4 separate regions of the Mus musculus genome follow, and regions 1, 2 and 4 are each linked to region 3. Evidence: chromatin loops called from intact Hi-C (ENCODE). Cell type or tissue: heart. All regions are shown on one strand. Links, peaks and the distances in the headings refer to the core of each region. The heading gives the core; the rest is flanking DNA. Region 1 overlaps A330040F15Rik (RIKEN cDNA A330040F15 gene). Region 2 overlaps Mpeg1 (macrophage expressed gene 1). Region 3 has its middle 17 kb from the start of Dtx4. Region 4 overlaps Lpxn (leupaxin).

Region 1 (5,365 bases), core at 181-5,180, 74 kb before region 3:
TACTGTCCAGAACTTGATAAGGGGTTAATACAGACGTCCCATTTAGGGCTGAGAACTCTGTATTATTCTCAACACTTTGAACAAGTAAGTATGAGTCTCTGTGTTGAATAATACCCATATTTTAAAGAAAGCTTCTGCCTAGGCCTATGGACATAAACATAAATATTGAGAAGGAATTTTGACACAAGACTGTTTAGGAATTAGCAGTGGCATCTTCTACTCTAGGATCTAGGAGCTCCCCAGCCATTGATTTGGAGCCAGTCTTCTAGTGTGGTTGTGCCGTTTCTCCCTTTGACCAAGCAATGTACTCAACATCTAGTCTCCTCATATCCATCACCATCACCATCGTCGTCGTCGTTGTCGTCCTCATCAGCATCATTGTGAGGAGGCACAAACTATAGTGTGTATGTGGAGAGGGAAGGACAACTTTGTAGAGTCAGTTCTTTTTTATCATTATGTGGGTCCTGGGCATTGAACTTGGGTTATTTGGTGTGTGGTAAGCTCTTTTAGCCACTGGGCCATTTTGTGAATCCTATTATCAGTATACTTTTTTTAGCGTTTCTATTAGGGGTGTCATGATATTTCTTGAGCTTTTAATGTGTGTGAACATGCCGTGTGTTAATAATAGTGATGCTTATTTAGTGTTTCCCTATGTGACTTCTTGATTTCTGCATCTTCTTTGTGAAATGTTTGTTCATGTGTTTGGCTACTTTTAAAATGAAGTGAGAACATTAAAAATATCCTCAATGAAAACTTTTGGATACTTGACTTGAAAATATCTTCTATCAAGCTGGAGGCTCTTTTCATCCTTAACAGGGTTTTTGTTTTTTACAACTTTCTGGCTTCCACTTTCTGTATTTAGTGTAAGAATTGCTTGACGGTCTTTTAGATTTGATGACTTTTCTGCTTTTCCTTATAAGGCTTATGATTTTACAATTTATACCTAGATATGTGGTACAATTTAAATTAATTATTATGTGGAAAATGATCCCTCCCTCCCTCCCTCCCTCCCTCCCTCCCTCCCTCCCTCCCTCCCTCCCTCCCTCCTTGCCTTTTCTTTCTGTTGGGACTTTGGGGACTTCTTGCTCCAGTGTGATTTATGAAAAAGTTTCATCTGAATTTCTTTGGTACCTTTGTCAAATACACCTGCAAATATTCCGTGAACCTATCCATTTTCAAAATCTCTCTATTCAATTCTATTTATATATGTGTTCGTCCCCTATCAGTAGTATATACTGTTGATTCACAAACTGTAATAATAAGCTAAGTTGGAATATTATAAGTAGGACACACTCAGAGTAAAAAACATTGTTTTAAATGTCAGATTCCAATTGCTAATTGCTGGTAAATAAGAATTTTTTGTTATTATCTGTTCACTCTACAGTTGCTTCAATTTTCACTCTGGTCTCAATATACATAGATCCCTCCACAACGTGCATGTTGGTAAGATGTTACCTAAGGCTCAGTGGAGTAAGATTACCAGGCTGAGCTGTCATGATTGACATTAGTACTTCATTAAAGATCAAGCCTCTTTGTCCTTCCACCTTCTGTCATCAAAAGATGCAACAAATGGCACTATCTTGGAAGCAGTGAGGTTTACCAGAGACATAAGTCCTTAGATCTTGGATTTCCCAGTCTCCACAGATACAGTAACAAATTTCTACTATTCAAAAATAACCCAGACCAGGGCTAGAGAGATGACAGCTCACAATTGTTTGTAACTCCAGTCCCAATGCATCTGACAACTTCCTCCTGGCTCCATGGCATCAGACACACATGTACTGCACAGACATACATGCAGGCAAAACATCCATACACATAAAAACAAAGAAAGAAAGAAAGAAAGAAAGAAAGAAAGAAAGAAAGAAAGAAAGAAAGAAACAAAGAAACAAAGAAACAAAGAAACAAAGAAACAAAGAAGGAAGGAAAGAAAAGTACCTCAGCCTCATGTACATTGTTAGAACATCAACAGTGAACTAAATCATTTATCCATCCGGCCCAGCAACTTTTTGTGGCTATTGTTCATTATTTAGGAATTTTTTAAGATACATAGACAAACGTATTCTGTAAAGAGCCTTTCTCTTCCCTTTTAATACATGTGTTATGTATTTCTTGTATTACATCAGCTAGGACTTCTAGTATTGAATTGGAGTGGTGACAGTAAACATCATAGCCTCATGTTTGATCTTGGCAGGAAAGCATTTAGGTCTCCTATCATTACATATCATAATAGATGTAGGGTTTTTAAAGTTCTTTATCATACTGAGAAATTAAGCTCTATTCCTAGTTTGCTGAGAGTGCTTGTGAATTATTGTTTAATTTTGCTGAATGCTTTTCTGTATCCAGTGATATGATATGATATTTTTGTTTTTTTTATCTCAGTTGCATCTCTCTGGCGCTGTCCATTCTCCTCATCCTTCTCTAGCATGTCTCGCAGTGTTGGCATCTTCTATGCTGCCATGACCAAAACCTCCCTTCCTTGGCTGTCTTAGACCATCTGCCATGCTTTCCTCAAGTGGATAAAACTTTCAATGAGCCATCAAATATGGCCAAAAGAGTAACAGGAAAGGCTTAGATACATCATTTAAATGTTAACCACATTCCTGTCCTCCTTCACTGACCCAAAAATCTATCAGGTGGCATACATCCTTCTTCCTGATAAGGTATGGAAGATTTGAGAATGTGCCTTTACCATCTCTGGATAAAGATCCTCAAATAAGTCTGGTGTTCATATATCCTGATTATCCTTGGTTTTGATCTATTTCCATAAGGTGTGTGTGTGTGTGTGTGTGTGTGTGTGTGTGTGTGTGTGTGTGCCAGGACCCCTGTTGTGAATTCAGAGTGAAAAACTTGTAAATTGCCTTCAGCAAGGCTCTTATGTTTTGTTGGTTGGTTGGTTGGTTTTTGGTTAAATCAATAACACTAAGACTATGCAGGCTAAAATCTTGGTTAAACTATATATTTAAATGGCATACTTTCATTGTTATGAAATATCAGTTGAGTCATTGCCCAAAAAGGATGCCAATAGAAGAAAGCCTCCTTGTGACCTGTCTGTTTTGACACAGGATCCTGGCTGCCATTGGGAGGGAATGTACCTCACAGCTCCATCCAATAGGTGGCAATGTTGTGTTAGGAAATGGTCTCTAAGCAGGCCTGCAGACTTGAGTCTCTCACCACAGCTGGGCTTTTCCACCTCCTTAGCACACTTTTATTTTGCTAGCCTACATGCAGGCCCAGAGGGCAATCGACATGTCCAAGTGGAGCAGATGTCAAACAAGAGGTCCTCTTCTGCATCAAGTATTGAGTCCATCCAAATGATCCTATTCTTTGGGTTCCCTTTATCTTCCTTCCCCATCAAAAGTATCACCTAACCTACATCAGTTTGATTCTATTGTTTCCTTCCCACTAACAGAATCAAAATGAAAATCAGGGGCTTTTACCCCATACACCTGCTTAGAAGCCCAGGAAATCAAAGACTCTGGTACAGGCCAGCTAGAGTAGAGAAGTGCAGCTGTGGGGAGATAGAGAAGGGAAACTTGATTGTCAGCACCTTTTCACGCCAGCATCCATTTCTCTCCACGTAACTCTCAATGCTACAGAATACCCAGGTCCAGGTGTTGGCCTCATGCACCGTGCTTCCTCCCATTGGTTCTGTCAGACTGACCAGGCTTTGATGTTCGTATTTTTTCCTCCTTGTTGGAAAGTGAGGGATACTGTGACTTCGTTGAATGAGTCAAAATAATACTGTTGAGCCCCTTTCTGAATTCCTCCCAACATGGGTATACAATTTTGCATGGCCCCCAGAGCCCCCCTGGAATAGAAACCTCTCAGAGGTATGTTTTATCTCCCTCCCCCAAAAGCAGCTGAGGAGGAGGTAGACAAAGAGTGGGTTCAGAGTTAGAAAAAAGAAATCACCTACATGATTCTATCTTTGGTGTTGGATAACTGGTTTGTATTAAACTGAATGGATTTCTAATGATTTGGTTAACGCAAAGCTATGTACCACAGAAGTCCTTTATTGCTGACATGATTAATATCCACACTAGTAAGTCATGTATCTGGTAGCTATAGCTACATCCCTTTTCTGCAGGGCCATGGGACTTGCTTACCCAATGTAACAGCCCATCCTTTTTTCTCCTTTGCTGAGAATAACTTGAGTAATACTGAAGAGCCATTGGGATCGCTAGCTCATAGTCAGACGTATTAACATGTGTGTCAGTGGGGACTTTTAATCCTCTTCCTTTGCCCACTGCATGTGTTTCTTGGTTGACAGAATTTGATTCCACAAATCAGGGAATCCTCTCAGGTTCTGGAATGTACAGAGCAGAATATGTAATAGAAAAGATAGTTATTGATTACATGTTGACAAGCTAGAGAGTTGGTTCCAGGGTTATGAGCATTTCTTCCAGAGGATCTGGAGTTCAATTCCCAGACCAGCCATGGCAGCTCACAACCCTCCAATTATAGCTCCAAATTCCAGAGGAGCTCATGCCTTCTTCTGGATTCCTAGGCATTAGGCATATACCTAGTGTATAGGCATACACAGAGACAAAAACACCTATACATATAAAATAAATAAATAAATCTAAGAAAAGTCATAGATTGAGAGCTGAGAAGGTAGAGCATGCCTCTCAGTAGAGAAGAGTATAGCAGACAAGTCAGTCCTATGGGCAAACGACAGGACACATTGTAAGAATTTGACTTGGGATGTTTACAGATTAATTTTAAGGAGCGAATATGGAATTTGGTAGGAAGCACAGCTTAGATTAAGCATTGCCGCAACCAGGATTGTCAATTAGGCAGGCCTATTTTCTTTAAGGAAATGAATGCCTAGTCACTTGGAATGCTGGAGTGAAACTGGTCAAACAACTTGGTGCCCTAGGCTATTCTTTTAGGAGCAGCAGCCACCTGAATTTCCCCCAAGTCTTGAGAACCAATTAGGCCCCAGTCATGGGCTTTCTCTTAGAAAATAGAATTTATCCTTATGAAAAGCCCCCATGTACTGTGTACCCTCCATCTGTAGGATCCACCCTCAGGCTTATTAAATCTTCCTTTGCAGGTTCTAGCCCCAAGCACTGTATGTAGCCCAGTCAACATGCACTGTTCTTATGACCAAAGTCTCAGATTCTTTTCTATAGTGGGGCATTTTGCAAGGGGATTTCAATGTATCCATTTCTAAGGCTTTTCTATGAGAATTACCACATAGAAACTACTTTCCCAAAGTCCTACTGTGTTTAAATGTGTAAGAAAATTAAGCCATTTTCTCTAAATTTGATCCCCATCTGACTGCCGCAATTCAGATGCCCCAATTTTCATTCTTTGCAGTCCACTTCGTTGTCAGTCATAATACTTGCAGGGTCGGAAC
Region 2 (5,365 bases), core at 113-5,112, 52 kb after region 3:
GTACTGGGGACCACAGGGCAGAAAATGGAGAGAGTCAAGGTTGATGCCATGCCTCCTGACTCCCTCATGTCCCTTCTTGTATTATTCCCATCTCCCATCCCTCTCAGTCACAGAGGGCGCTGGATTAAGATGATGTCGTTCTTACACTTCATCCAAAACGAACCAGACACGGGATGAGGGCCAACCTCCTTCTGTCCCCATGGAGTCTTCAGTTCTGGGTAGTCAAGGACCTGCACCTCTCCCCACCCCTAAGCAGGGAGTATGTTCAGCATATTTAATGTATGGGCACTATTGAGGTATTCCATATCCTGGCCTTGTGAAGCTGAGATCCCTATCCTCAGCTGGCTTCTTGCTGCTTCCACTCTGCCTTGAGAGTGGAGTTTCTGCTTTTTTTTTTTTTTTCTCCTCCACTGGAGTCAGGGAGCTCTCACTGTGCACAATTGGGGAGAGAGGTGTAGACTGCTGTGACATCAGAAATTGGATGCCTTGGTGCAGTGTAAGGAAGCAGTTCATGTTAAGAGGGTCAGAGTCAAATGCCTCTGGGAGGAGCCTGGGCCCTTCCTTCCTCCTCATCTATTGACCTGTCCATAGGCATCTGATTCTCTCAAGTGGGTGGGAGGGCTCAGGAATTCCTCTCTGGGGTGGCATCCCATGATGCTGTTTCCAAGCAACCGCTCTCTGATCCAATCAGAGCCTGCATCCCAGTGAGCATCTGCACTATCCTCAGGGAGAGGAGCCCATAGCCTTCTTCCCAACTCATTGCAAACCAGCTCAGTTTCATCAAGTCACTGTGAGTTGGAGCCCACACCAGGCTCTTTGTCATCTGTGTTTGTGCATATGTTTGTGTGGGTGTGTGTGCATTATTGGGCCAGGTTATTGGGAAAGTCCCATCACGTCTCTAAATTCTGTTTCACGTGCCAAATCCCAATTCTGTTGGGGATTCTATAGTAAAGGCATGGCCCTTTGACTTTTCTCACCTTTGCCAGCCCATCTCGTAATAAACTTGGACCCTAATGGACATAGAATTGTACTTGGGAAGATGTCTTGATTCAAGAGCTAGATTGACCCTTCTCCTTCTTATTAATATTAGATCAGAGCCAGCTTCCATCCAGTCTTCTTTATATAAGAGCTCAATTCATCTCCCCACAGATTTGCTAATTCAAGACCAGAGACATTATTGTTCCCTGTCCCAGCCCCTTGCTCTAGCCCCCATCTAGCACAGATTGGCCAAAACCATGGTGGCAGAAGTCGCTTTAGCTCATTCCTAACACAGTTAGGAACACATTCTGGTCTTCCCTAACCGGCATCTGGGTGGTGTCCCAAGATCCAATCTATCCCCAACATCTCAACTTTGGCTCCATTAAAGAATGGATTAGGTGTCAGGTAAAAGAGAATGGAGAATCAAGAAGGGAAAATAATTTCCCCTTTGTAAGTGGGTTCTTTGAACTTTGTGTTTGGGGAAAGTTCCTCTGGATACTAATTTGAACTTATATACCTCATGTCTCGAGGGTTTGACTATATATATGTGTATATATACACATACATATATATCATAAGATTTGAAACGTTTGATGCTTGGTAAAAATAAGTGAGAAATTCAACAACCTTCCACATTTGTACTTACGTTAGAACTGGAGTCCACATTTTCATACCACCCTGCACCAGAGATGCCTCCTGTTGGGCTTCCACCATTGTTGATATTGCTGTGGCCAGTAGAATCACCCAAGTGTCCCTAACCCACTTCCCTGGTGCTGAGTTTTCTTTCACTCTACAAATGGCTAATGGAATTTTAATCGCCTTCCACTAGGGGGAGCTGTGGTTGGAGGGAATGTTCTGCCATCTTAGTCCAGCCTGTCCTATCAATGGGAGGCCATTTTGTCTCACAAGCAGAGCAGAAGATTGCTGCATTCACTGCACCTCGGGGAAAACTCCTGCTAAAGTAGAGAAAGATACAGCAGAACTAAATGGAAGGCAAGTAGCCACGGGCGTTAATGTCACACCCTTTTATCAGGTTACCGAATTTCAGAGATAATCGGACCCTCATTGAAGGCTTACAATCATGTTTGTCTTCAGTTACTCGTTGTTATCTACAGTCCCTGCTTCTTGGCAACAAGGATGAGAAATTAGACTGGGAGTTCATGGATAGGAAAGTGAAGCAGTAGGAAGTGAAGAAATGAAAACAGGCTCTGAGATGTGGGAATGGCCAGTGGGGGATGTTTTCACGTAGCAAAGGAGGTAGACGCAGGAAAAGCATAGCATGAGGCAGAAGGAAGAGCCCAGAAGGACATCTCAGGGAGTGACTGTTCTACAAGAAAGACCATTTTGAGGGTTAGTCTTCAAGAATTTCCCCAGAGGACTTTAAAATGTCTATGTCTCATTTCCTTATTCCCCGAGGATGCTCTGAGAGGCTACCTCACCCTCAAGTTTCACTCTTTCAGCTTTCTGGTCTGATGGAAGCTTGGCAATCTCAACAATGTGTGGGTCAAGCAGTAGCTGGTACCTTACTCCTTCTCTTGTGCCAACCCCCAAATATACAGAATTCATTTCAATGAGATTAGGCCCTGGACACAAGCGACTTTGACCCAGAGTGCTTCCCCAGAGAAGCCCTGGTGTGCTCTACTGGGCCAAGCAGGGAGCCCCCATGCCCTTTCTTTTACAGTCTCAGCACCAGCAGCCATGTTCTTCCTTCATGAGACTCCCGGGGTGAACAAATGGGATTGGAGACACAGCTATGAGATGCTTATCCCTTGAAAAGCTATGTGGTATATCTGTGGTTGTCTGTGCCTTTGTGCTTCCATTCCCCTGTCCTTTTTGTAAGATTTAGACTTCTGTGTGATTTTATACTTCAGTCAAAAGTACTTGTCCTGGCATCGCATTGCTGTGTGCATGAGAGGATTGGGAGAAGGCTGCTGTGGCCCAAGAAATAACCACTGCCCCACCCCCCCTTGCTTGTTCGTTGGTCACTTATATCTCAGTGGGGGTTTCTGGGAGAGGGCTGGTGAATGTCCAGATGTCAGGTGTTCTGTTAGTAACTGCTGTGATTTGAAGTTGTTGGTGTTGTTCTGTGGGAGGACATCGCCCCCTGGTGCTCATGAGGTGTACGTGCAGAACAATAAACTGCAAATGAACAAGCACAAATTGTCGTTACTCCTAAGGGCCTGCTTTTGTAGAAGTGCTTTGGCAGCTGGCTCAGAAGCATGAGGATTACTTCCTTTATCTGCGGGCAACCTCAGTCCAACTAGTTCGATAAAGGGAAACTCTTCTTTCTTTATTTTCTAAAACTTCCCACATCTCTTCTACTCCCACATTTCACCTGACTTAACTCTGGGTTTCCCCTCAAAGAAACGGGCCATAAAGCAACAGAAATGAATATGTGAACTTGGGGGGAAAGGGTCATCTTTAAAAACATGGAAACTGGCTTCTTGCATGTTGGGGGATGCATGTGTGTGCGGGGATGTATGTGTGTGCGGGGATGTATGTGTGTGGAGGTGCATATGTGCGAGGCGATGCATGCTTGTATAAAGGGACACGTGTGGGGGGTGCAGTATGTGTGTGTGTGTGTGTGTGTGTGTGTGTGTGTGAAGGTCTGCTGAAGCTAAAGGTTGACATTAGTTATCTCCTCTGCAGTCTTCTACCTTATCCTTTGAAGCAGGGTTCTCTCAGTGAACCTGGAAATTACCATTTTGGCTAGGATAGGCTGATGGACCAATGAGCCCCATGTGCCACCTGTCCATACCTGCGAGTGCTGAGATTCCAGGTTCATACCACCATCCATGCTTTTACAGGGGTGCTGGGGATACATACTCAAGATTCTCATGCTCAAATAGCAGGCACGCGACTGAACCATCTTCCCAGCCGTGAATACTGACCACTTAAATGGCTCCTTATTTTCAGGCAGTTTTAAATTTTTCCAGTAAGCATTTGTTATTAAACATCCCAGTAATAATAGGAACACAAGAACAACAAGGAACTCTTGAACAACAAGTCTAGCCTCTCTTCTCACCAGACTATCTCCATCTCTGATCTCCCTTGGAGTATGGTTTTCTCAGAAACCAGCCCTGGTCTTTCTGCAGACCCCAGCCTTAAAGTCAAGACTGGGCAGAGCCCAGGAGACCTATGACATGGCTTGAGGGTGAACTGGAAACCCCTGTATTCTGACTTCATACAGATGAACACCAAGATAAAATTTTGCCAAGTACACATTTTAATGCATATTTATACTCATTTTTGTTAGTAGAGTTACATGTTTATGGGACAAATATTAAAAAATTCAACAGGAAGTTTCTGCATTAAAGATCTGGGAGTCTTCTGATGTGCCTTGCTTTGCAGATTCAGAGAATTTACAGAAAGAAGTCTCTCCCCGTTCCTGAAGGCTGAGACACTTGGAGCTCTTCAGGAGGGCCTACTCTGTGCACAAGAGCTTGATTGTAACTAGTATTTTCAGAAAGATGGCTGGCTTCAATGAAACATTAAAATATAGCCCAAACCCACAAAGCACACAGAGGTTAAGAAGAACATTTTAACGCTCAAGAGGCAGGTTCGATGGAGAGGTTGTGCAATTAGCCCTCTTGGCTGGGCAGGTGGTAGGGCAGAATTCCAATTCAGTCATTCATTCCTCTCTGTATCTCAAATGGAAACGAATGAGGAAGTCTCTCCCTGTTCCTGAAGGCTGAGACACTTGGAGCTCTTCAGGAGGGCCTACTCTGTGCACAAGAGCTTGATTGTAAGTGTTAAAGCAAGAATACATCATCTTTCGTAGAAGATAGCTCACTGATGTGTTGTGGTGAATAGATACATAATTTCTAAGACAGCTGTAGAGGAATTTCCGTGTTGTAGAGAATTAAATTCTCAGATATGAAAATTGAGCAATACCCCAACTATTGCCAGTTGTCAATCACGAGGCCTTCCAGATAACCCATGGAAGCCATCCTGGAACTGAAATACATATCATGGCCTTTTCCCAGCTAACTGTGACATAAATTTTGTTTTGTTTTAAATTACCCCACCCCTCTTCCAAGCAGCGCGAAAAGGCAAATCCTAACAGACAGAAGACAGCGCTTTCCCAATAGCTTTAGTTTTAGGGAGGAAGTACTATGTAAGTGCAGGCTCACTGTGACTTGCGCATTTTTCACCCCTAGGCAGATAAAAGCTTCTTGCTACAGTCCAAGGGGTTTGTGTGTATTCCTGTGCACCCTCAGCTGTGGTAAGAAGACAAGGGGAAAGACTGTCCAGAGAGAGGAAGGAGTTACATTTTTGACACATGAACGTGAAACCATACTGCTTGATCTGCCAAACTAGAGCTCTGTTTAGTTCTTCATTTATAACCCTGTTAATTGACAGATCTAAGAATTCAAAGTTTCCTAGA
Region 3 (5,365 bases), core at 215-5,214:
TTTATTTACATTTCAAATGCTATCCCAAAAGTTCCCTATATGCCCCCCCCCGGCCCTGCTCCCCTACCCACCCACTCCCACTTCTTGGCTCTGGCGTCCCCCTGTACTGGGGTATATAAAGTTTGCAAGACCAAGGGGCCTCTCTTCTCAATGATGGCTGACTAGGCCATCTTCTGCTACATATGCAACTAGAGACACGAGCCATCCCATAATCAGCCACCAAACCCAGACACTATTGCATATGCCAGAAAGATTTTGCTGAAGGGACCCTGATATAGCTGTCTCATATGAGGCTATGCCAGTGCCTGGCAAACACAGAAGTGGATGCTCACAGTCATCTATAGGATGGAACGCAGGGCCCCCCAATGGAGAAGCTAGAGAAAGCACCCAAGGACCTGAAGGGGTCTGCAACCCTATAGGTGGAACAACAATATGAACTAACCAGTAACCCCAGAGCTCGTGTCTCTAGCTGCATATGTAGCAGAAGATGGCTTTTTTCTCTCATTTGTCCTTTCTACCATTATTCTTTTCAAAATATTTACTTTTACTGCCTATTCTGATACACTTTTCATACTGAATCACAAGCTTAACTATTTTGCCAAATTTCCTTATTCTTATACATTTAAAAAATTATTTATTTAGATCCCAAACACTGCCCCTCCTCCGGGTCCCCCCCTCACAGAGTCCCTCTCCCCATCCCCTTCTCTGAGAGGATGCCCCCCCCCCCTTGCATGCCCCCACTCCAGCACATTAAGTCCCACTGAGGTCAGACGAGGCAGCCCAGATGGGGACTGGCTTCCTCAGTCAGGCTACAGCCCCTTCTGCAGTTGTTGGGGAACCCGAATGGAGATTGAGTTGCGTGGGTGCCGAAGCCTCCGCCTAGCCCATGGATCCGAATACATTTTTAAGATAATCAGGAAAAAAATGAATTTCAGATTTAGAAACCAATCCCAATCTGTACATCCCATAGTACTTAAAACTTTTGTCTGTAATTTACAAACAAAATCAACTAAAACAAAACTTTAAAAAAAAAAGCCAACCCATGGAACTTGTTGTTCATAGAGCAGGCACGTTTTTTCTTAAGTACTTTATACGTTGCAACTTAAAGTCCTGAGATGTGAGCTCCTCCACAGTATGGCTTCCTTCAGGAGGAAGGAAGCCATCTCACAACAATAAAAAAAAAATCATAAAGTACATTCGCTCACACTGAAGAAAGCTGTGTATCTACAAACAGAAAGTAGAGGAGTGGGAGAAGGCATGCGAGGGTATGGTAAGGTGATAGGAGAGAGAACTCACCATCAATTATAAGCTAAGAGAAGCCTTTCCCACAATTCTGTTTATTTTCTAAATATCAGCCAGCACGTGATGAGACGCTTCTCCTACTCTCTGTCATCTCCCAAGGAGATATTCTTGAAGCACAATTCAAATCCAGTGCAGCCACTGTGGTAATCCATCAAATCTAAGACAAAACGCAGTAAGTGATTTATCTTCAATCCCATATTTTCCCCCCAACCTAATATATATATTTTTAAATCCACCTACCTCTGCCTCCCAATTGCTGGGATTAAAGGCATGGGCTACCACTGCCAGGTAACACTGAAACAATTAATCCCCAAATAAATAACCCTAATTTTTAAAAAGATTTATTTATTTGTTTGTTTGTTTGTTTGTTTATTATATGTAAGTACACTGTAGCTGTCTTCAGACACACCAGAAGAGGGCATCAGATCTCTGTTATGGGTGGTTGTGAGCCACCATGTGGTTGCTGGGATTTGAACTTCGGACCTTTGGAAGAGCAGTCGGGTGCTCTTACCCCCTGAGCCATCTCACCAGCCCCCCAACCTAATATTTTTATTGACTCTTCGGGAATTTTACAACATGCACCCAAAAATGTACTTACTTCCTAAAAATGATGTTAACTAATTAACTAAACTCCCTAAAAATCGCCTAAGTCAAATCCTCCTTTTGCTGGTTTTTCCTCATTTGTAACTTTGCACAGAGAACTGAAGAATGCAGTCTCCCAGAGCAAATGGCACAGGACCTCCTTCTAACTTCTTCTCAGCCCTCATACCATGGGCAACTCTCCTCCTTGTGGATGTATTGCCACATTCTTTGTATTTTGTGATGTTTGTATTGATGGTTTTGCTGTGTAAGTGTCTTCCATGAATAATCCTGAAACTTTGCCTAATGTTCCTAACCAAAAAAAAAAAAAAAAAAAAAAAAAAATGACTGTGATCTACCTTATAGGGAAATATATATACATATAAATATATATATATATATATATTCAAACAAGAATGGACACTTACACATTTTCCCATACCCACCCACCACCACACTTGTACACATGATTAAAAAGAAAGTAAATCTCTCTCTCTCTCTCTCTCTCTCCCTCCAGAAATGAACATAAATGAATCTTTATAAATGAACATCTATGTGAGTCAAGATAGTAGTATTGTGTTGAAGCACACCCATTCTGAGGCTTTTCAGAGTTCTAACCCAGGACATGCATATAAGTTAGCTTATCTGGACAAAAGAACTTTGTAGATATAATAGGGGATCAAGAAATGAGATCACTATGAGCTATGTGGCTCTAAATCTAACTACAAGTACCTTCTCAATTACAGGAAAAACAAAAGATAAAATAAGGGGAGGAAGTTAATGAGAATGGAGGTAAAGATGGAGTTTCGTCCTGATCAACCTGCCATTAATTGATAATATTGAAAGTCTGACATGCATGCTGGTGCTTTGGTGCCATCTCTGGAGCAAGGAGCCAAAGGAAGGGCTGGTCATAGCTTTCTGTCCCTCTCTGCTATCCTTACTGCTGCGTTCTAGCCCTGCTTTGTCAGCATCTCCGTATTCCCCGGCTCCTGTGCAGGAATATTGTTCTAAACTTCTGATTTCCCCAGTGATCGAGTTGGGGAAAAGCATTAGAGTCAACTGATTTACGTGAAATTTGCAGTGGGGAAGGGAAAGCAATGAGAAAATTATGAATGAGAGCTCATGAAAGGTTTCAAGTTGCTGTTGTAGGATGTTGTGCTATGTGCTTCACTTCTCCACCTCAGAAGGCACCCTCCTGTTTACCATCGGCTTCCAGTGGACGTGTAGTGTATATCCTTAGTTGCCCTCTGCATAAACTCGCAAAAGCAACCCAGAATCGGAACCGGAAAGTCCTGCTGTGCTTGAACTGAACGCTTGTGGGTACATTCACGGGTTATTTCCAACACAATGTCTCCGCCTGCAGGAAAAAAGCAGCAAGTACACCCTTAAAACTAGTAAAAAAAAAATAAAGGAGCCAGGATTCTGTGGAATAACCTGTTGAAACTGTTGAAACAGAGCCCGGGGGTCCCAGAGGCCTTCTCCTCCATGTGTTCTCTTCTTGGTGTGACTTAACTGAGACTCGCCAACTAGAAAAAGGAACAGCACTTGTTAGAAAGAAAAGGAAAGAGGGTGGAAAGAGGGAGGGAGGGAGGGAGGGAGGGAGGGAGGGAGGGAGGGAGGGAGGGAGGGAGGGAGGGAGAGGGGAAGAGAGGGAAGAGGGAAGGGGAGGAAAGGAGAGGGAACAGGAGGGGAGAGGGGAGGAGGGGGAGGAGAGGGGAAGGGGTAGGAGAGGGGAGGAGAGGAGAGGGGAGAGGGGACTGGAGGGGAGAGGGGAGGAGAGGGGAGGATGGGGGAGGAGAGGGGAGGGGGAGGAGAGGGAAGGAGGGGGGAGGAGGGGGGAAGAGAGGGGAAGAGGGGGATGAGAGGAGGGAGGAGAGGGGAGGAGGAGGGAGAGGGGAGAGGGAGAGAGGGAGAGAGAGAGAGAGAGCTGTCCTTGTGGAGGAATTTTTTCCCTTATTTTCCTCAGATCTTGTCAACACAATGCATGAGATCCCCAGTATGATTCACCTCCGAATATGAGAAGCACACTCCAAGAATAACCAGAAATTCTATAAACTAGAGATATGCTGGGACCTCCTAACCATAGTAAAATCAAATCTTGCATATTCCACCTAGAAGAGAGATGTATAGACTCCACTGGGAAGAAGGAGATATGCCCTCTGATTGCGTTCTTTGAGTCTGGAGGCAGCACAGATCTCAGGGGCTGTACTGTCTCACCCATCTGCAGGTTCACACACAGACTGTCAGCTGTGTCACATTAGAAAAGGGATTGCACATCACGTTAGCCAAAATGCCCAACAACAGAGATCACCTCCAGTAGTCAGACAGGATCCCCAGTGGAGGGATGGGAACACCAACCCACCTACAAAACGTTTGACCCAAAGAAATACAGGGTCAAAGTCGGAGCAGAGACTGAAGGATGGCCAACCAGTGACTGGCCCATTTTGAGACCCAACCCACTGGCAAGCAACAACCTTTGATACTATTATGGATGCTATGTTGTGCTCACAGACCGGATCCTAGCATAGCAGCCCCCTGAGAGGCTCTACCCAGCAGCTGAGACAGATGTAGATACCCACAGACAAACATTAAACAGAGGTCAGGGATCCCTGTGGAAGAGTTAGGGGAAGGATTGAAGGCCCTCAAGGAGATGGCAACCTTGCAGGAAGACCAACAGTGTCAACTAACCTGGACTACTGGAAGCTCCCAGAGACTGATGCACCAACCAAAGGGCAAACATGGGCTGGTCCAAGGCCTCACGATACATATGTAGCAGAGGACTGCCATGTCTGGCCTCAGTGGGGGAGGATGTGCCTAACTCTGCAGAGATTTGGTGCACCAAAGAAGGGGGATGAAGAGGGCTGCCCTCTCAGAGATGAAGGGGAGGGGTATAAACTCTGTGAGGGGGGACCAAGATGGTAGGCAGTATTTGGGATGTGGATAGATAGATAGATATTTTCTTTAAAAAAAAAAAAAAAAAGGAGAGGATCTTCAGAAGAGCCATTGGTTGAGACAGGATACTGCTTTTGTCATGCATCCTGGCTGCTCTGTAGATACTAAAACTATCAGATTCAATACAAGCACAATGAACTGGAAAAAATCACAGCACAGATTTCTGGGATTTTGAACCAAGGCTCATTTTTTTTCCTGTGGGGAGAACCAACTCTCCTGTAAACAGCACCTATGGGTATTTAGCCTTATTCTGAATGACCTAACCGTGAGAACTCAGGTGACTATGCATCCAGAGCTTTCCATTTTGTGTCCGGATTTACAAATCATAATATCAGGAATGGACAAATCACACTCTCTGAGAAGATATACAATGAACACTTAGCCTTGAACATGAGCAACAAAGGGACTCTAAGTGAATTGCATAAGGAATATGGGAGAAGATGCCCAGGGACACACACCCTAATACCTAGAACTGTATGCTAGGCTCCATAGAAGAGAGGATATAAAGTGGCAAGTGAAATTAACAACATGA
Region 4 (5,365 bases), core at 272-5,271, 300 kb before region 3:
CACCTAATTTGTTCCACTCAGCATTCTAAGAACTTACTATAAAGCAATATGTAGAAATACTGAGTTTCTAACTCATGGAATTTTCATCTATGAATGGCAGGCAATAAACGTGATGCATGTCAGATAAAGAAAAGATGTAGGTTATGAGGTTGATGTGCTGGATGTAGTGTGATAAGTGCCAACTGACTCGGGCAGTGGCCTCTGAGGAAGAGTACTAGAGCAGACTTGAGCATATGTACTCAAGAATCCAGACATACTGGCATTAGTGAGATTGTCATTCCACAGAGAGAAAAGGCCCAAAGAATCAAACCATCTGGCATATTAAAAGAAAAGTTACAAGAGGAACAGAGCCAGAGCAGAAGGACTAGGACTGAACACACAGAAGACTGTATGGAGGGAAGTGAGGATTGTCTAGGTCCTTTATGGAAGACGTTTGACTCATCTAACAAGGGGGGACTGTGGCTGGCATGCAGCTAATCTGAGACTAAGGAAAGCGAATGTGGAGGAATACTTTGCAACGATTTGTGAGGTATTTAAGGCCAGTTAAGAGAGAGGGTAGCATTAAAAAATGGGGCTCAGAACTGAACAAAGAATTCTCACCTGAGGAATACCGAATGGCAGAGAAGCACTTGAAAAAATGTTCAACATCCTTAATCATCAGGGAAATGCAAATCAAAACAACCCTGAGATTCCACCTCACACCAGTCAGAATGGCTAAGATCAAAAATTCAGGTGACAGCAGATGCTGGCGAGGATGTGGAGAAAGAGGAACACTCCTCCATTGTTGGTGGGAGTGCAGGCTTGTACAACCACTCTGGAAATCAGTCTGGCGGTTCCTCAGAAAACTGGACATAGTACTACCGGAGGATCCAGCAATACCTCTCCTGGGCATATATCCAGAAGATGCCCCAACAGGTAAGAAGGACACATGCTCCACTATGTTCATAGCAGCCTTATTTATAATAGCCAGAAGCTGGAAAGAACCTAGATGCCCCTCAACAGAGGAATGGATACAGAAAATGTGGTACATCTACACAATGGAGTACTACTCAGCTATTAAAAAGAATGAATTTATGAAATTCCTAGCCAAATGGATGGACCTGGAGGGCATCATCCTGAGTGAGGTAACACATTCACAAAGAAACTCACACAATATGTATTCACTGATAAGTGGATATTAGCCCCAAACCTAGGATACCCAAGATATAACATATAATTTGCTAAACACATGAAACTCAAGGAGAATGAAGACTGAAGTGTGGACACTATGCCCCTCCTTAGATTTGGGAACAAAACACCCATGGAAGGAGTTACAGAGACGGAGTTTGGAGCTGAGATGAAAGGATGGACCATGTAGAGACTGCCATAGCCAGGGATCCACCCCATAATCAGCATCCAAACGCTGACACCATTGCATACACTAGCAAGATTTTATTGAAAGGACGCAGATGTAGCTGTCTCTTGTGAGACTATGCCGGGGCCCAGCAAACACAGAAGTGGATGCTCACAGTCAGCTAATGGATGGATCATAGGGCTCCCAATGGAGGAGCTAGAGAAAGTAGCCAAGGAGCTAAAGGGATCTGCAACCCTATAGGTGGAACAACATTATGAGCTAACCAGTACCCCGGAGCTCTTGACTCTAGCTGCATATATATCAAAAGATGGCCTAGTTGGCCATCACTGGAAAGAGAGGCCCATTGGACTTGCAAACTTTATATGCCCCAGTACAGGGGAATACCAGGGCCAAAAAGGGGGAGTGGGTGGGCAGGGGAGTGGGGGTGGGTGGATATGGGGGACTTTTGGTATAGCATTGGAAATGTAAATGAGTTAAATACCTAATAAAAAATGGAAAAAAAAAAGAGAGAGGGTAGTGAGACTATCTATGGATTGAATTTATTCAAACACAGAAACAAAGCAATTACTATAAATCATTCAAGTCAGTTTAACACACACACACACCACACCACACCACACCACACCACACCACACCACACCTTCTCCCTTCAACATTTCATGTCCTTTTCACCATTGGCTGCTGCTGCCATCTATCTACTTAATGCTTATCTTATCAGATAGATACACTGTCTCTCCACTGCCTCCCCATTAATTTTTTATCAACCATCTAATAGACATTCAATGCTTCACACCCACCTACCCTCACTTTGTCTTCCCAATTTGCATTCTCTATTTCACAGTTAGAAGCCTTATTGTTGAAGTGGGCAGGCTCCCAACACTCTCCTGAACAGTTCAGACAATATCTGTCTAGAGGCCTCTAGTTATTCAACTTTCACTGTCTGGAATAGCCTCATATTATTTTACCATACAAATGCTTATTTCCCTCAAAAATTGATCCTTAAACAAAATTCTTTCCTCTGTTTTATATAATAGAGTTTAGTGTTTGTGAGTTATCTATTCACAAGGTTAATATCTAGAGATAACAAAATAGTTACTAATTTTACATTTGAAAAATAACTAAGTAAAAATATTCTTCACAGATCAAAAACTCAGGTGACAGCAGATGCTGGCGAGGATGTGGAGAAAGAGGAACACTCCTCCATTGTTGGTGGGATTGCAAGCTGGTACAACTACTCTGGAAATCAGTCTGGCGGTTCCTCAGAAAAATGGACATACTACTACCGGAAGATCACATGGTGGGACTTGTGTCTCTAGCTGCATATGTAGCAGAGGATGGCCTAGTCAGTCATCAATGGGAGGAGAGGCCCTTGGTCTTATGAAGGTTCTATGCCCCAGTGCAGGGGAATGACAAGGCCAGGAAGCAGGAGTGGGTGGGTTGGGGAGTAGGGCGGTATGTGTGGGGTTGAATTGGAGGTTTTTCGGAGAGAAAAATAGGAAAGAGGATAACATTTTGAAATGTAAATAAAGAAAATAATTAATAAAAAGGAAAATCCTCAAGACAAACATAAAAAAATATTCTTCACATCTACATCTTTTTGCTTGCATATTCTAAAATACTTCTGGATACATATGTAAGCTGCAGTATATTCTGAAGACCAGCAGGGGGCAGAATGGGACAATCCGAGACATGATATGAAAACGGTTTTACTGTAGATATTTTTGTACTTTTGATTTTTATACAATGTATGTGGATTATTTTTAAAACATACATTGTAAGTTAAATTTTAAATATACCAAGATACACTTTAAATCAACGAGAAAACACAGCATAAATTTCCTAATGATTGTTGTTCTAGCATTGTTAAGTATGCAGTGCAAAGTGTCAATTCACTCAACTTTAGCATAGATGTTAGCTAATTGTAAAGTATTAACCATCAGAGAACCTTGTCTGTGACATGTATTCATCTGATCCTCCAACAGCTATGTGTTGTTACTGAGTGCTAGGGTGCTGAGCAGGATGTGGATAGTTTCATGTCTTGTCCTTGCTCCCCTCTAGCACACACATTTTAAGTCTCCTTTAAACATTTCATACTGATTTCATGGGTATGCATCCTAACTTCCAATCAGATTTAAAATGGCTAGATCTCTGTATTAAGAATTCTAGATCTACTTCCTTGATAAATGCTTAAGGCTCCTTATCTGGTTTCTGCTTTCTGCCAGGATGCATGAGCTTGCCATTTTCACTCTACAGACAAGAACAAAGAGCAGATTTTATCTCCGTATGGGCTCAGAACTTATCCTTCCTACCTTGGCCTCCCTTGCTCCATCACAGCCTGCCCACCGGCCTCTTGTCCTGCTCAGGCATGTGTGTTTAACAACCCTTCTGCATGATCACGCCGTAGGTGCAATCTTTGCCCTTGGGATTTTCTAACTCTTATCATATGTATCGAGGCCTCATCTATTCTTCAAGTGTCCATTCTAACTCCCATCACAACTGCTCTGATAAAATTTGTTTAACCTCTCAAAATCCCTCAGCTTTACTCCACTCATTGGAAAATCACCATCCTTTTCTTCTATAAATACTGCAGAGCTCTATGACTATAACAAGAACAATTCAAGATCCTCCAGATCAAGGCCTATGACATTACACCATGTTATCGTTCGTGCACAAATGAGTTTCTCCACTGAATTAAACATAGTCTAAGAAAGTGAGCACCACCTTAAAATTCCCAAGCAAGGGATGAAGACTGACCACTACTAAGCAACCTTGGTGTCTCTCTGGAACTCAGAAACTTCATAATTCAGACAGTACCCACCTTGGCCTGCATTTCACTCAGGTGGGCCATGAGCTCATCCAACTGAGCAGCTGCTGAGGTTTTGGGAGGCAGGACTGATTCCTTTGGCTCTTGGACCTCACTACAGATAGAATAAGAAAAAGCAAAAAATCAAATAAATATTAAGTCACATATAACATACCAAAGGATGCAATTTTACATATTAATCTATTTGATATGAATCTAAAAACCAGAGACAGGAAATATTTTAAGTATAGCTACTACTCTAAATTTTAAAATAAGGCCTCTCTGTATTGTATATCTGTTTCATTTTGATCCCCTAAATAAATAAATATATGCATGCATACATACATGAATACACACATGCATACATATATAACCTATTCCTTTTCAAGTGTATGAAGAAAAGTATTGGACATGGCTCCAATTAATAGAGTACAAGAAACTTCAGAACAGAGCTGTAAAGCCATAGCATGTATTTTAATAGAGAAATTTAAAATTATAAGTCATAACCAATGGAGAGTTTTAAAGATAACCAAGAAACCTGAATTCCTCTAAAGGTGACTAACAGTCATCAGGTATACAAAAAGGTGCTCAGATTCATTATTCATCAGGAAAATGAAAACCAATATTACTATGAGATAGTCCTTCATACCCATTACAGCCTGAGGCAAATGCTGGCAAAAGTAAGGAGAACTGAAACCACAGTAAACTGCCAGTGGTGTGCAGGTTGGTGTAGTCACCAACAATGAGAAACAATATGAAGGCTTCCGAAGAAATGAAAAATAGAACTCTCATATGACCCAGCAGTCCCTCTCTGCTGTGAAGGAAATGAAACTGGCACATAGTAAAGAAGTCTGTGACCCAATGTTTCTTACAGTGTTATTTACAAGATATGTAAATAACCAAATTATCTGTGGATGAGTAAATTAATTAGGACAGTTAAACTATAATGGATGACATAAACACTGGAATATAATTTGGCCTTAGAGAAGAAGCAGATCAACATAAATGAGCCTAAAGGACATTGTATAAAATTAAATAGAAGTAAAGTATTGCATATTGTACATACATGCTTATATGTAGAATGTAAAAAGATTAAATACATAGAAATATAAAACAAAACAATGGTTTCTAGGAGCAAGAAATGTGAAAGGAAATAAAATGTATGCCAGAGGACCCAAAGTAGTAGATATGTGTTTAGAGATCTAATA

The links. A loop is a pair of places that touch in the nucleus more often than their neighbours do. Peaks named below come from ENCODE experiments on the same cell type or tissue, not always from the same donor. Only the 100,000 strongest peaks of a DNase experiment are listed, where the experiment ranks them.
Region 1: a loop joins it to region 3, with 7 times the contacts of the local background. A loop is called at or near these places in 36 of 42 quality-filtered maps.
Region 2: it touches region 3 in a loop (2.4-fold over the local background); 25 of 42 quality-filtered maps call a loop at or near these places.
Region 4: a loop joins it to region 3, with 6 times the contacts of the local background. A loop is called at or near these places in 24 of 42 quality-filtered maps.

Annotation. Positions count from the first base shown.
Region 1 is chr19:12,589,877-12,595,241 of GRCm38, reverse strand. All of the region lies in intron 1 of A330040F15Rik (RIKEN cDNA A330040F15 gene), which reads left to right. Among named protein-coding and RNA genes, the nearest start is that of A330040F15Rik, 4.0 kb to the left of the region's middle. In heart, for the core only: a CTCF peak has its summit at 3,110; a DNase peak (open chromatin) is centred at 3,091.
Region 2 is chr19:12,464,102-12,469,466 of GRCm38, reverse strand. It overlaps Mpeg1 (macrophage expressed gene 1), which reads right to left. Exons shown (of 2, transcript NM_001374668.1): 2 at 4,187-5,365. It overlaps Dtx4 (deltex 4, E3 ubiquitin ligase), which reads left to right. Exons shown (of 9, transcript NM_172442.3): 9 at 1-3,131. Among named protein-coding and RNA genes, the nearest start is that of Mpeg1, 6.0 kb to the right of the region's middle. In heart, for the core only: CTCF peaks have their summits at 1,821 (motif pointing right) and 3,091 (motif pointing left); a DNase peak (open chromatin) is centred at 3,066.
Region 3 is chr19:12,515,858-12,521,222 of GRCm38, reverse strand. No RefSeq gene overlaps it. Among named protein-coding and RNA genes, the nearest start is that of Dtx4, 17 kb to the right of the region's middle. In heart, for the core only: a CTCF peak has its summit at 3,236; a DNase peak (open chromatin) is centred at 3,132; H3K4me3 peaks cover 722 bases; H3K27ac peaks cover 533 bases; H3K27me3 peaks cover 368 bases.
Region 4 is chr19:12,818,243-12,823,607 of GRCm38, reverse strand. Lpxn (leupaxin) reads right to left here. Exons shown (of 9, transcript NM_134152.4): 4 at 4,173-4,272. Among named protein-coding and RNA genes, the nearest start is that of Lpxn, 22 kb to the right of the region's middle. In heart, for the core only: a CTCF peak has its summit at 3,013 (motif pointing right); no DNase peak of the experiment used is centred there.